2 separate regions of the Homo sapiens genome follow, and region 1 is linked to region 2. The links are chromatin contacts, found by Hi-C or POLR2A ChIA-PET in ENCODE. All regions are on one chromosome and are shown on one strand. Each heading gives the region's core, a stretch centred on a gene start or an enhancer-like site at or near the end of the contact. The rest is flanking DNA. Distances are from core to core; before and after follow the strand shown. Region 1 overlaps LOC124900191 (a long non-coding RNA gene). Region 2 overlaps LOC124900191 (a long non-coding RNA gene).

Region 1 (5,712 bases), core at 2,866-5,365, 50 kb after region 2:
GGGTGGATGACCTGAGGTCAGGAGTTCAAGACCAGCCTGGCCAACATGCTGAAACCCAGTCTCTACTAAAAATACAAAAATTAGCCAGGTGTGGTGGCAGATGCCTGTAGTCCCAGCTGCTCAGGAGGCTAAGGCAGGAGAGTCACTTGAACCCAGGAGGCAGAGGGTGCAGTAAGCTGAGATTGCACCACTGTACTCCAGCCCTGGTGACAGAGCAAGACTCTGTCTCAAAAAAAAAAAAAAAAAATTTAAGAATAAGAAATCTTACTTTATGCATTAAATAATCACTGGTCACAAAATAAAATTCAGAGTTATTATTTCCCTAAGTCCTATAACTATAACCTAAGTTCTCTAGATGGTAGTTTTGACATGTGTGGATGTCTTTATCAGTTCTGCAAATCTCTCAAACATCTGCAAAGCAGTTTTAATGGAATGTGATTGTGTGTTGAAAAGCAGTGTATAACTTCTCCAGAAATTTTGTCCTAATGCTCTTAGTCTCAGGCCTTCTCTGCAAGACCCTTTGTAATCCTTTAGTGGAAATGAATTTCTATTGGTGGTTACTTTCATTTTTTTCAAACCATACAGATGCTAATAAGGATTTGCTGCTTGCTTATTTAAAGAACATGATTAAGCCATTTTAAAGTATCTTTGTGGGCCAGGCACCAGGTGTTTTGTTTTGTTTTGTTTTTGTTTTTTTCATACACTTGGGCGGGGGGGGGGGGGGGATGGGGGTGGGGAATGGCTAATTCCAAGGAAACAACATGGTTAGCAGTGTCATAACACATATTTGCAAACAGCATTTTTCTGAATGTTGTTTATTATGTAAACTAAAGGACCTTTGTTCTGCAGTAAAATAGAGCAGATAAGTAAATCACTGTAGAAAATCAATTTCTAAATGGTTTCTTAAAAATAAAGTTTTAGGCCAGGCATAGTGGCTCACACCTGTAAATCCCAACACTTTAGGAGGCCAAGATGAGTGGATCATGTGAGGTCAGGAGTTTGAGACCAGCCGGGCCAACATGGTGAAACTCCATCTCTACTAAAAATACAAAATTAGCCGGGCATGGTGGCACATGCCTGTAATTCCAGCTACTCAGGAGGCTTAGGCTGGAGAATCGCTTGAACCCGGGAGGCAGAGGTTGCAGTGAGCTGAGATCGTGCCATTGCACTCCAGCCTGGGCAAAAAGAGCAACACTCCATCTCAAAAAAATAATAAGAGGAAGAAAAATAGTTTCAGGCCAGGTGTAGTGGCTCATGCCTATAAGTCCAACACTTTGGGAGGTCGAGGTGGGAGGATCGCCAATGATCTTGAGCCCAAGAACTCAAGGCTGCAGTGAGCTATGGTCATACCACAGCACTCCACCCTGGGGCGACAGAATGAGACACTGTCTCAAAAAATAAAGTTTTAGTCAATTTATGTTTTATATTTTAATTGTAGAAAATGTTAAAAATATAAGAAAACATTAAAATTACTCATAACCTCACCTCCCAGAAAAAGAATTAACATTGTGTTTCACTTTTGTCCCATATATACATGCATTTTTAAAATCTGTTTTGTGCCCTGAGTTCTGCTCAGGTTTGTCCCTTTCTCTGATGATCAAGGCTTGGTACGTGAGTCAAGGTGGTCACCCCAGTTGCCATCTTCTCTCTGGATAAGTTCATTCCTTACAGGATGCTCAGGCTCTCATTCAAACTTCTGGTGGGCCTGCCCCAGCAGTTTCCAGAAAAGCCCAGGCATTTCTGAACTTTATTTTGTATTTATTTATTTATTTATTTATTTATTTATTTTAAGACAGAGTCTTGCTCTGTCACCCAGGCTGGAGTGCAGTGGCATGATCTTGGCTCACTGCAGCCTCCATCTCCCAGGTTCAAGCAATTCTTGTGCCTCAGCCTCCCAAGTAACTGGGATTATAGGCACGTGCCGTCACACGGGGCTAATTTTTTGTATTTTTAGTAGAGACAGGGTTTCACCATGTTGGCCAGGCTGGTCTCGAACTCCTGACCTCAGGTGATCTGTCTGCCTCGGCCTCTGAAAGTGCTGGGATTACAGGCATGAGCCACCACACCTGGCTATGAACTTTAGCTTGGACTCAATCTGGACCATGCTCCCATGCCCTGGTCCCCAATATTCTTTGTGAAGAAGGATAACAGAAACATGGCAGCTGCATTCTAATATTGGAAGGGTGATTATGGAGCAGAAGGGGCACAGAGGCTCTTTGAAGCTCTAGGGGACAAAACTAGGTTGGGTGGAAAGTAGAATAGCTTACTTCAGAAGCAGAGAGTTCTCTGCCCTTGGCAATATTCACTTGTGGGGATGGCTGTGGGATCGAGCATGGAAAGCAGAGATAGTCAGTGACAGTGTCCTTGTCAGAAGGTTCTGTGACCGTATGTATTTCCAGGGTTGACTCTGTATCTACATGGCATGATTTATGGGTGTCCTGAACATTCTTTTTTCTTTTTTTTGAGATGGAGTCTTGCTCTGTCACCCAGGCTACAGTGCAATGGTACAATTTCGGCTCATTGCAACCTCTGCCTCCCAGGTTCAGGTGATACTCCTGCTTCAGCCTCCCAAGTAGCTAGGACTACAGGTGTGTGCCACCTTGCCCAGCTAATTTTTGTATTTTTAGTAGAGACGGGGTTTCACCATGTTGGCCAGGCTGGTCTTGAACTCCTGACCTCAGGTGATACACCCACCTTGGCCTCCCAAAGTGCTGGGATTACAGATGTGAGCTACCGTGCCTGGCCAATGGTGTCCTGAACATTCTGCCTCCACATCAACAATCTTGATCATGGCTGTAGCCACGGGGCCCAGGACGGGGCCTGGCACATTGCAGGCACTCAGTAAATGTTTGTTGCAATGAATGAATGAACCAACCTGGCTGCAGTGGCTGCTCCTTTGCTCTCCACTTTTAGAGACTATGGACCAGCAGACATGCTGGACTTTGACCAGGGCCTGGTGGGAAGTGCTGAGAACTGCTGGCTTCTTATTTCACAGAATTATCCATTTTCTGTTGTTTCTTGGGAGGGCCCTTGGTCTTAGCTTTCACACAGTGGTATGTAGAATGAACTGGGAGACAGCCAATTTAGGCTTTTTCATCTACCAAACAAACCAAATCCATAACATTTGATTTGATGGATGGAATCCCCGGTGGATGATTTCACTCAGCCCTTTAAACAATGGAATGAGACCACTGGCCTCCTGCAGACTTTCTCTTGATGGGGGGTGAGGGAGGAGTGGTGGTCTGGAATGGGGAGATAAGTGGTAAAGGATGGAGGCTGGGTGCAGTGGCTCACGCTTGTAATCCCAGCACTTTGGGAGGCCAGGGTGGGCAGATCACGAGGTCAGGAGATAGAGACCATCCTGGCTAACTTGGTGAAACCCTGTCTCTACTAAAAATACAAAAATTAGCCAGGTGTGGTGGTGCACACCTGTAGTTCCAGCTACTCGGGAGGCTGAGGCAGGAGAATCACTTGAACCCGGGAGGTGGAGGTTGCAGTGAGCCAAGATTGCACCACTGCACTCCAGCCTGGGTGACAGAGCAAGACTCCATCTCAAAAAAGAAAACAAAAACAAAAACAAACTTGGCCGGGTGTGGTGGCTCACGCCTGTAATCCCAGCACTGTGGGAGGCTGCGGCAGGTGGATCACTTGAGGTCAGGAGTTCGAGAGCAGCCTAGCCAATGTGGCGAAACCCTGTCTCTACCAAAAATGTAAAAAATTAGCTGAGTGTCGTGGCGGGCTCCTGTAATCCCAGCTACTCGGGAGGCTGAGGCAGGAGAATTGCTTGAACCTGAGAGGCGGAGGTTGCAGTGAGCCGAGATTGAGCCCCTGCACTCCAACCTGGGTGACAGAGTGAGACTCCATCTCAAAAACAAACAAACAAACAAACAAACAAACAAAAAACCCTCTACAAAATGGCATTTTAGGACTTTATAATATTAATATTTTTGGCTGCTTTAATGAGTATGAGTAGCTGTTCCATAAGCAGATACTATGTCACATAGGGTAGATTTCAAGCCACTGCTTTAGAAGATGGTATGCTTGAATTGATTGTACACCTGAGGACTGAAGTTGAAACCACCAGCTAGAAGTGAATGCTTTTTGCTTTGTCATGGGCCAGTGGACTTTGCCTGGGAATCTCCCCTGAGCTGAGGCCAGCAAAGGTTGCACTCTGAAAGAGTATGAAAGGGTGGCGATATGTCTCATTGGTGAACCAGGTAATGGAAAATGCCTCTCCTCATCCTGCACAAGAATGCCAAACATCAGCCACAGTGCTCCCTTTTCTTTTGTACCAGTGTGGTTTATAGAAACTGGACAGTATCAGTGGACATTTTCTCTGGGCTTTTAAGGGGAACACATTGTATCTTGAGGCATTTCATCTGCAGAACCTGTACTTAGAACAAAGAAAAACTTCTGCGTGCTCGGTAAACAAAAGATGCCCAGTTTCCCTTCCCCATATTGCCAGCTGCCATGACACACAGTTTGGCCTCAGCCCACTCAACCACAGGTGAATTTGACCACAACCATACACCCTCGCAACCTACCAACTACAGTGACCTAGAGATAGCACTTTCTAAATGTAAAATGTCATTAATATGAGTGTTTATTGTCTAGCAATAAAGTTATGCCTATCATCAAAGTATCCAGGATCCAGAGGGAATGGAATAGGGCAGTAATTTTGAATCTGGTTGTGATAAAAGCCCAAAGCTAGACAGGCAAGAGGAGCGTAAGTGGCATGGCTTTAGCCTGCGTACTCTCAGGGTCTTATCTGCTGTCAGCCAGGTAGGAGCCTGTGGCTTTAATTCTACCTCCCCAACTTCCCACCTCACCCCCAGAACTAAACTGCCATCGGTCTCATATACCCTCCTCTGTCCCCAGTGACTGAAGTCACCTCCAACCAGGCTGTGACTACCAGCCTTCCTTTTTCCCTTCATGATTTTTCCAAGTGAAGGGACTAAATGAAAATATAAAGCAAGTCTTGTGATTTTTCTGAGGCTACATAAACTACCTGCCTCATTCCAGTGAGCTCTGCAGGGGTGTAACCTCCATTTTAACAAGGTTATGATATACTAACCCTCACCCCATCACCCCACAATTCTCTTCTCTCACCATGGACTAAATATTTTTCTTTGTTCCCCCAAAGGAAGCTTACTCCGTAAAGATTTCTGAAAAAAAAAAAATTTTTTTTAAAGGAAAATGTGCCAGGGCAGAGATGGAGGAGGTGGTAGGGCAGGCTGGGAGGGTGGGGTAGGGAGGTCCACAGGCCTCCCTGTTCACATCACACAGAACGTCCCTTAGAAAAACCCTCTAGAGGCCAGGCACAATGGCACATGCCTGTAATCTCAGCACTTTGGGAGGCTGAGGCGGGTGGATGGCAAGGTCAAGAAATCAAGACTATCCTGGCCAACATGGTGGAACCCCATCTCTACTAAAAGTACAAAAATTAGCTGGGTGTGGTGGCGTGTGCCTGTAGTCCCAGCTACTCAGGAGGCTGAGGCAGGAGTATTGCTTGAACCTGAGAGGCAGAGGTTGCAGTGAGCAGAGATCGTGCCACTGCACTCCAGCCTGGCGACAGAGCAAGACTCCGTCTCAAAAAAAAAAAAAAAAAAAAAAAAAAGAAAAAGAAAAAGAAAAGCCCCCTAGACATATCTCTCCCCACCCCCACCCTCCATGTCCCCTGCCTCCGTCTTCTGAAAGCTCCCTTTGCATCAA
Region 2 (6,188 bases), core at 839-3,338:
CCAAGGCGGGGAGGATAGGCGGGTTCTCTGAGGAGGGGATGTGGGTGGGGAGTAACTGGTATCTCTGCTACAATTCCCTACAATCTCCCACTCTGTTCTGGTCTATCTGGGTAATGAGCAAATTTCTGCTCCTTATCATCTTAGACTTTTAATCTTAATAATTAACGCAATTATCTGCCAAACTACTTGTCAAACAGATTCTGTGAGAATTAGTGTCTAATTATTCTAACCTCTGGTTATTCACTCTAGAAAATGACAAGCTCTGGGAGTACCTTTGGGGTTAGGTTCTTTCAGGGCAAAGATCTTGATAGAAAGACAGAGCAAAGTCCTTTTGGGTGTGGTTCTGTGTGCAGGTCTAAATATAGTTGCTTAGAATGGGCCTCAGGAAAATCCTGAAAGTGGGTGAGGTTTCTGTGTCTTCTTCTGGAACCCCTCTCACGCTTCCTGGCAAGTTATCCTGAAGACTTCCATTTGTATAGAGCTTTACAGTTTGCCAATAACTTGACGTAGATTATCTCCTCTCCTACTCACAAATACCCTGAGGAAGGTATCATTACCATCATCATTTTATAGCTGAATTACTTTATCATTTTATAATCAAAGATACTGGGCTCATTCAACAAATATTTATAGAGTAAACCAGGTGTCAGGCCCAGTGGAAACACAACGATGAAAGAACAATACCCAGGTCCTCCCTTCAGGGAGGCCAGCAGAGAATACTAATCTCAAGCAGGAAGTGACAGCACAGCACTAGGCTAGGATGCCTCGTAGAAGGACCAATGATCCCAGAATGGAACAGCTTTCTGCAGGAGTCATTGCCTGATTTTTTATAGGACCATGGTTAGTAAGATAACAAGAGCTACAGGAAAAGCATTCTAGGCCATCCCGTTCATTCTTATTTGACCTCTCAAAAAGGAGATCTACCAATTCAAATGAATTTCCAATGGTGGCATATTGGATCTTAAAACCAAAAGAGGTCGTTGGAGCAGGCAGTGTGTGGGGTAGTGTGGGCCCAGACATGTCCTCCTGCAGTCCCCAGGTTGGCTATGCCTCCTTGCAGGGACTGCAGACCAGCCTCTGGGACACTTTGCTGAGTAGGCCTGACAACTGTGGCCTCCTCTTCTGAGGCAGAGCATGCAGTAACTCCTCATTCCTCCCCTCAATGAGAGATCTCATTACACCACATAGAGGGCAGCCCTTCTGGAAGTGACAACCAGGGAAACGGAGTCAAAGCTCTTCAACTGCAAAGGCGTAGTCTAATACACACAAGTACCAAGAAGTGTTACAGGTTGAGCATCCCTAATCCAGAAATCCAAAATCTAGAAAGCTCCAAAATCTAAACTTTTTAAAGTGCTGACATGATGCTTTGCTTTCTGATGGTTCAGGGTATACAAACTTCGTTTCATTTCCAAAAAATTTTTAAAATATTCTATAAACTTACATTCAGGTTGTATGTATAAGGCATATATGAAACATAAGTGAATTTCATGGTTAGACTTAGGTCCCATCTCCAAGATATCTCATTATGTATATGCAAAAATTCCGAAGTCTGAAAAAAATAAAAAATCTAAAACACTCTGGTTCCAAACTTTTTGGATAGGGGAGATTCAACCTAGCAATTGTTTGTGGTCAGAGGTGAGAGTTCAATCCAGGACAACTTTTCCTGTTTCTCTGACCTCCCTAAAGAATACATGGAACCTGAATCTCCCCTGCAGAGGTGCAAAGGCAGCTAATACCCCAGGGCAGCAAACAGATCTCCAGAATTTTCCGCAAAGAGACTAGTTCAGCATCTCCAGGGATTGTCAGGCATTTTTACCACTGCACGCTTTTGATTTTTCTCTCAACTGAGCACAACAGAAAATTATTTTGAGGAAAAAAATATATCACTTCAGCCATGCTAACTCCCCTTTAAAGCCATCTGGGATACCAAAATGGGTGAGATAAGTGTAAAATAATTTTAAAAGATGCCATTCCTAGAAATAGTACAGAACTGCTTCCTTATGTGGCTTGTTGGTGGCCAGGGGTCTGCAGGCTGTCCTGGATCCAGGCCCAGGAAGTGACTCAGATGTGGCAAAGAAGCCATGTTGTTGAAGAACATCCCGGGGCTGGATTTGGGAAAGGCACATATTCGATGATGACATAAATTCTGGTCTTGTGCACATATTGTTTTGCAAAATCCAGGCATGAGATCATTTGGCTTGAATATATTCTCTGAGGGTTTCTCACAGACAAACACAGTTATCTGAATTGAGTTAGACCAGGGGAAAGGCATTTTAGGGATTATCTGATTGTACATGTAGACGTTTAAGCGTTTCTCAGTCAGGACAAAAACCAAGGGTTTTCTATTTGCTCTCTGGAGGAAAAGCCCACGGATCTCTTATCATGTCATCTTTTTCTACTGCTTTATGGAGAAGAACTTACAATGTTTTCTCCAAATCACTGGATAAAAAGAAAGAACAGCTGTTGCTCTTCTTTCAGGCAGCATTTATTTGACTAGATGAGTGGTTGGTTGGTTTTGTTTAGTTTCTTGTTTTAGATAATTCAGAAGAATAAGAGCCTCTAAGATTACTCACAGTTTTAACTAGGACTTTCTACTGCAAGTGGGAGGTCATGAATAATACTCGCTTTAGAGAAGCTGTAGTGCCTCTTTCCAGAAGAGACTGGTTTGACACATCACACCCTTGTGGTGTTTCTGACCACTTACATCAGAATCACCCCAGGGAAACCAGTTAAACCACACATATCTGGACTCCACTCCAGAGAGCCTCAGGGAGGGATCATGGGCCCAGGAATCTGCAGGTGTTTCTGATGTCCACCACACTTGCAATCCATAGCCCTACCAATGCCAAAGAAAGTGGTCATTTTCTCATTCTGCCACATCCTTTGCTTGATTCTGCTCAGAATTTTTTCTTAATATAACAACTAAGTCCAAAATATTACCACTCAACAGAAAGGTACAACAAATTCAGGCCCATTAACAGTGTGAAATACTAAAGGGCGGCTGGGCACGGTGGCTCATGCCTGTAATCCCAGCACTCTGGGAGGCCGAGGCGGGCGGATAACCTGAACTCAAGAGTTCGAGACTAGCCTGGCCAACATGGTAAAACTTCGTCTCTACTAAAAAAGTACAAAAACATTTAGCTAGGCGTGGTGGCATGTGCCTGTAGCCCCAGCTACTTGGGAGGCTGAGGCAGGAGAATCACTTGAACCCGGGTAGAAGAGGTTGCAGTGAGCCAAGATTGTGCCACTGCACTCCAGCCTGGGCGACAGAGCGAGACTCCGTCTAAAAACAAAACAAAACAAAACAAAACCTGAAGGGCAAGAAAGAACCTGAAGTCTAACCGATCATCAGTTTCTTGAGTAGAAGAGAGAGAGCAGCAAGTGTCCTAAGGCAGACTTGCAGGCCAGAGGGGAAAGGAGATACCTCAGAGTCTTGTGCAAGAGGCCAGGTAGGGCAAGTTTTATCTTTTTTTTCATCTGCAAAATGTTTAGAGTCATCTTCTGCAATCAAGAGGCTTGCAAATAAGGACAGACTCAGAAAGGCTCAGAAATATTCTCAAGAAAGAAGGAAGGAGCAAATTTTATGAAATCCTGAGAAGATGGATAAAGAATGTACACCCCCATATTTGGAATACTAGAAATGGGGGAATGCCCATTGAAATTTGAAAGACATTTTAGGTGTATAGAAATGCAATGACTGAATAACACAACTGGTCATAAACTTAAGGTAATTATTATCTCAATAGATATTCCAGATTGGAACTACAAATACATTCAAGAAATATTTTAAAATTTAGGGATTATAGATCTCTATCAGGTTATTAAGGTAACTGGTGATAGATGAGATGCATGCCTCACTTTAAGGCTGATTTCCTTGGAGAATAATAGATATATACCAGCAATTTTTCTTGGGGTCACACCAAAATACGGTATTTCTAGGGTTTTCATGTCCTTAGTTGTTTGGGGTATACATCTGTTGCATGGCAGCAGCCGTATAACAGGACATGAATTTCAATTCTATTTTTCCTGCTTACTAGCTGTGAAATGTTGGGTAACTTACTTTACCTTTTTGGGCCTCAGTTTCCTCATTTGTAAAATTAAATATCTATATGTATGTATTGCCATTATATATTTACCATATATACACACTATATATGTATTTTAAATTATATATATAATTTGTATATTATGTATATAATTTAAATATATATAATTTGAAATAAAGTGTGTACACACGGTAAATATGTAAATATTATTTATGTATTTATTTACTTATTAAATATGTATTTATATAAATACATATTTAAATTATATATGATTTATTTCTTTATTTATATTATATATAATTTAAATATATAGGCCGGGGTGGTGGCTTGAGCCTGTAATCCTCAGCACTTCGGGACGCCAAAGCAGGCACATCACTCAAGGTCAGGAGTTCAAGACCAGCCTAGCCAACACGGTGAAACCCTGTCTCTACTAAAAATACAAAAATTAACCAGGCATGGTGGTGGGCACTGTAATCCCAGCTACTTGGGAGGCTGAGGCAGAAGAATCACTGGAGCCCAGGAGATGGATGTTGCAGTGAGCTGAGATTGTGCCACTGCACTCCAGCATGGGTGACAGAGCAAGACTCCGTCTCTCTCTCTCTCTCCACATATATATATATAATTTAAAATATATGTATATACACACTATATATATTTTAAATTATGTGGTACATATATATACCATTTAATTAAATGGTATGTACCTATATATATACACATACTATTACAAGAAGAATGACAAACCATCCTCCTGTAGCCACTAAATTACTGTGGTAAATTTAGCTTGTTGACCTACTGTAACATGTGAAATATACCGTGTTTCACATCAGAGGTAGATTAGTGCTGGTGTGGGATCAATGTGGTAGCTTGGTCTTCTTGGTACCAATTTCTTACATCTTTATTGTAATCACATTTTTATATATGTATTATATATGTATATATAAAATACTTTTTATAGAATGATCATAAGAATGAAATATATGATCATGTTTGTGAAAGTGACTGTCATGAGGTGGGTGGGTAATCTGTGAATGCTTCTGAATCATGACATTTCAGGCTGAGTTCTAGGGGAAACATGTTCTGTACATTTGGCCACACATCATAATTTTAGACCATACAGTAAATAGCGAAATGTCTACACTAAAAATATGTAGAAAAAATTATACATGAATACACTTATCAATTGGCAAATTAAAAACACAACTTAATTCATTTATTTCTGAGTTTTAAAAACAATGTATGAGAAATGCTCTGACTTTGTTTAGCAGAAAAGTGACTTACTGAATAGAAAATGCTAAGTGTCTACACTTGAGAATCCACATTAACTAGATAAGTATGAAGGGCAGCTGTGTCAGAGGTCCCTTTCTCTCACCTCCTTATGTTGGAGGTGTTCCTCAACAGTTGAGGAAGAATTAGACTTCCTCCACAATACAGACAGGACCAGTACCTGAATTTCCAGGTTCTGAGAAAAAGAACATGACCTAGAAGCTTCGGCTGACTGTCTGGCATTCCTCATAAATTATGGAAGGCATAATTAATTCTTTTCCATTCTGAATACACATAACTTATCTGTTCTCAAATGCAACTTTGTACTTTATATTCTGTTCTCCCACGTGGTTCTAATGGAGAATGAAATAATTTATATTTTTATTGCAACTTTCCTGGTGCTGTCAAAAATTCCATTGTGTAAACAGCTTTTTAAATGCAATTGACAGAATCCCAACAAGAATTACAAGAGGCATGTGTGAACTCATGTGTCATCTAAGTAATCAACAGAAAGCAGATGTTTAGATGCAAACACAGACTAACCATTTTCTTGTGGCTACTAAATTACTGTGCTGAATTTGGCTTGCTGACCTACTGTGGTATGTGAAAAGTGCCATGCGTGCATGTTCTTTTTTATGCTGGAGGTATATTAGTGCTAGTTTGGGATCTATGTGATACCTTGGTCTTCTTGGTACCAATTTCTTACATCTTTTATTTTAATCGCATTTTAAAAATATTTCTTACATCCTTTATTTTAATATCTTTTTTTTTTTGCAATTTTTTCCTATCTATCAGCTTATTTTTTCCTGTGTAACACTAGAAAAAGGAAATTAGGAGTGCAGTTCCAAGATGGCCAAATAGGAACAGCTCCAGTCT

What was found. A loop is a pair of places that touch in the nucleus more often than their neighbours do. ChIA-PET counts read pairs that join two places held with the same protein, here RNA polymerase II (POLR2A). Pooled maps may share reads with other maps.
Region 1: a pooled map shows a loop between it and region 2 (2.1-fold over the local background). The contact joins two enhancer-like sites. A Hi-C loop is called at or near these places in 1 of 168 maps with a recorded cell type or tissue (PC-3), 25 of 37 single-sample maps with no recorded cell type and 4 of 50 pooled maps. POLR2A ChIA-PET finds 5 or more read pairs at or near these places in 2 of 52 experiments (OCI-LY7 and SK-N-SH).

The regions. Positions count from the first base shown.
Region 1 is chr5:78,723,781-78,729,492 of GRCh38, forward strand. The region is part of intron 3 of LOC124900191 (a long non-coding RNA gene); the gene reads right to left. Among named protein-coding and RNA genes, the nearest start is that of LHFPL2, 78 kb to the left of the region's middle. RefSeq lists enhancers at 4,006-4,300, 4,266-4,375. Within about 2 kb of position 4,116, at least 4 of the 41 ENCODE cell types and tissues checked have a DNase peak (open chromatin) inside an H3K27ac peak, as active enhancers do.
Region 2 is chr5:78,675,808-78,681,995 of GRCh38, forward strand. All of the region lies in intron 4 of LOC124900191 (a long non-coding RNA gene), which reads right to left. Among named protein-coding and RNA genes, the nearest start is that of LHFPL2, 30 kb to the left of the region's middle. Within about 2 kb of position 2,089, at least 17 of the 41 ENCODE cell types and tissues checked have a DNase peak (open chromatin) inside an H3K27ac peak, as active enhancers do.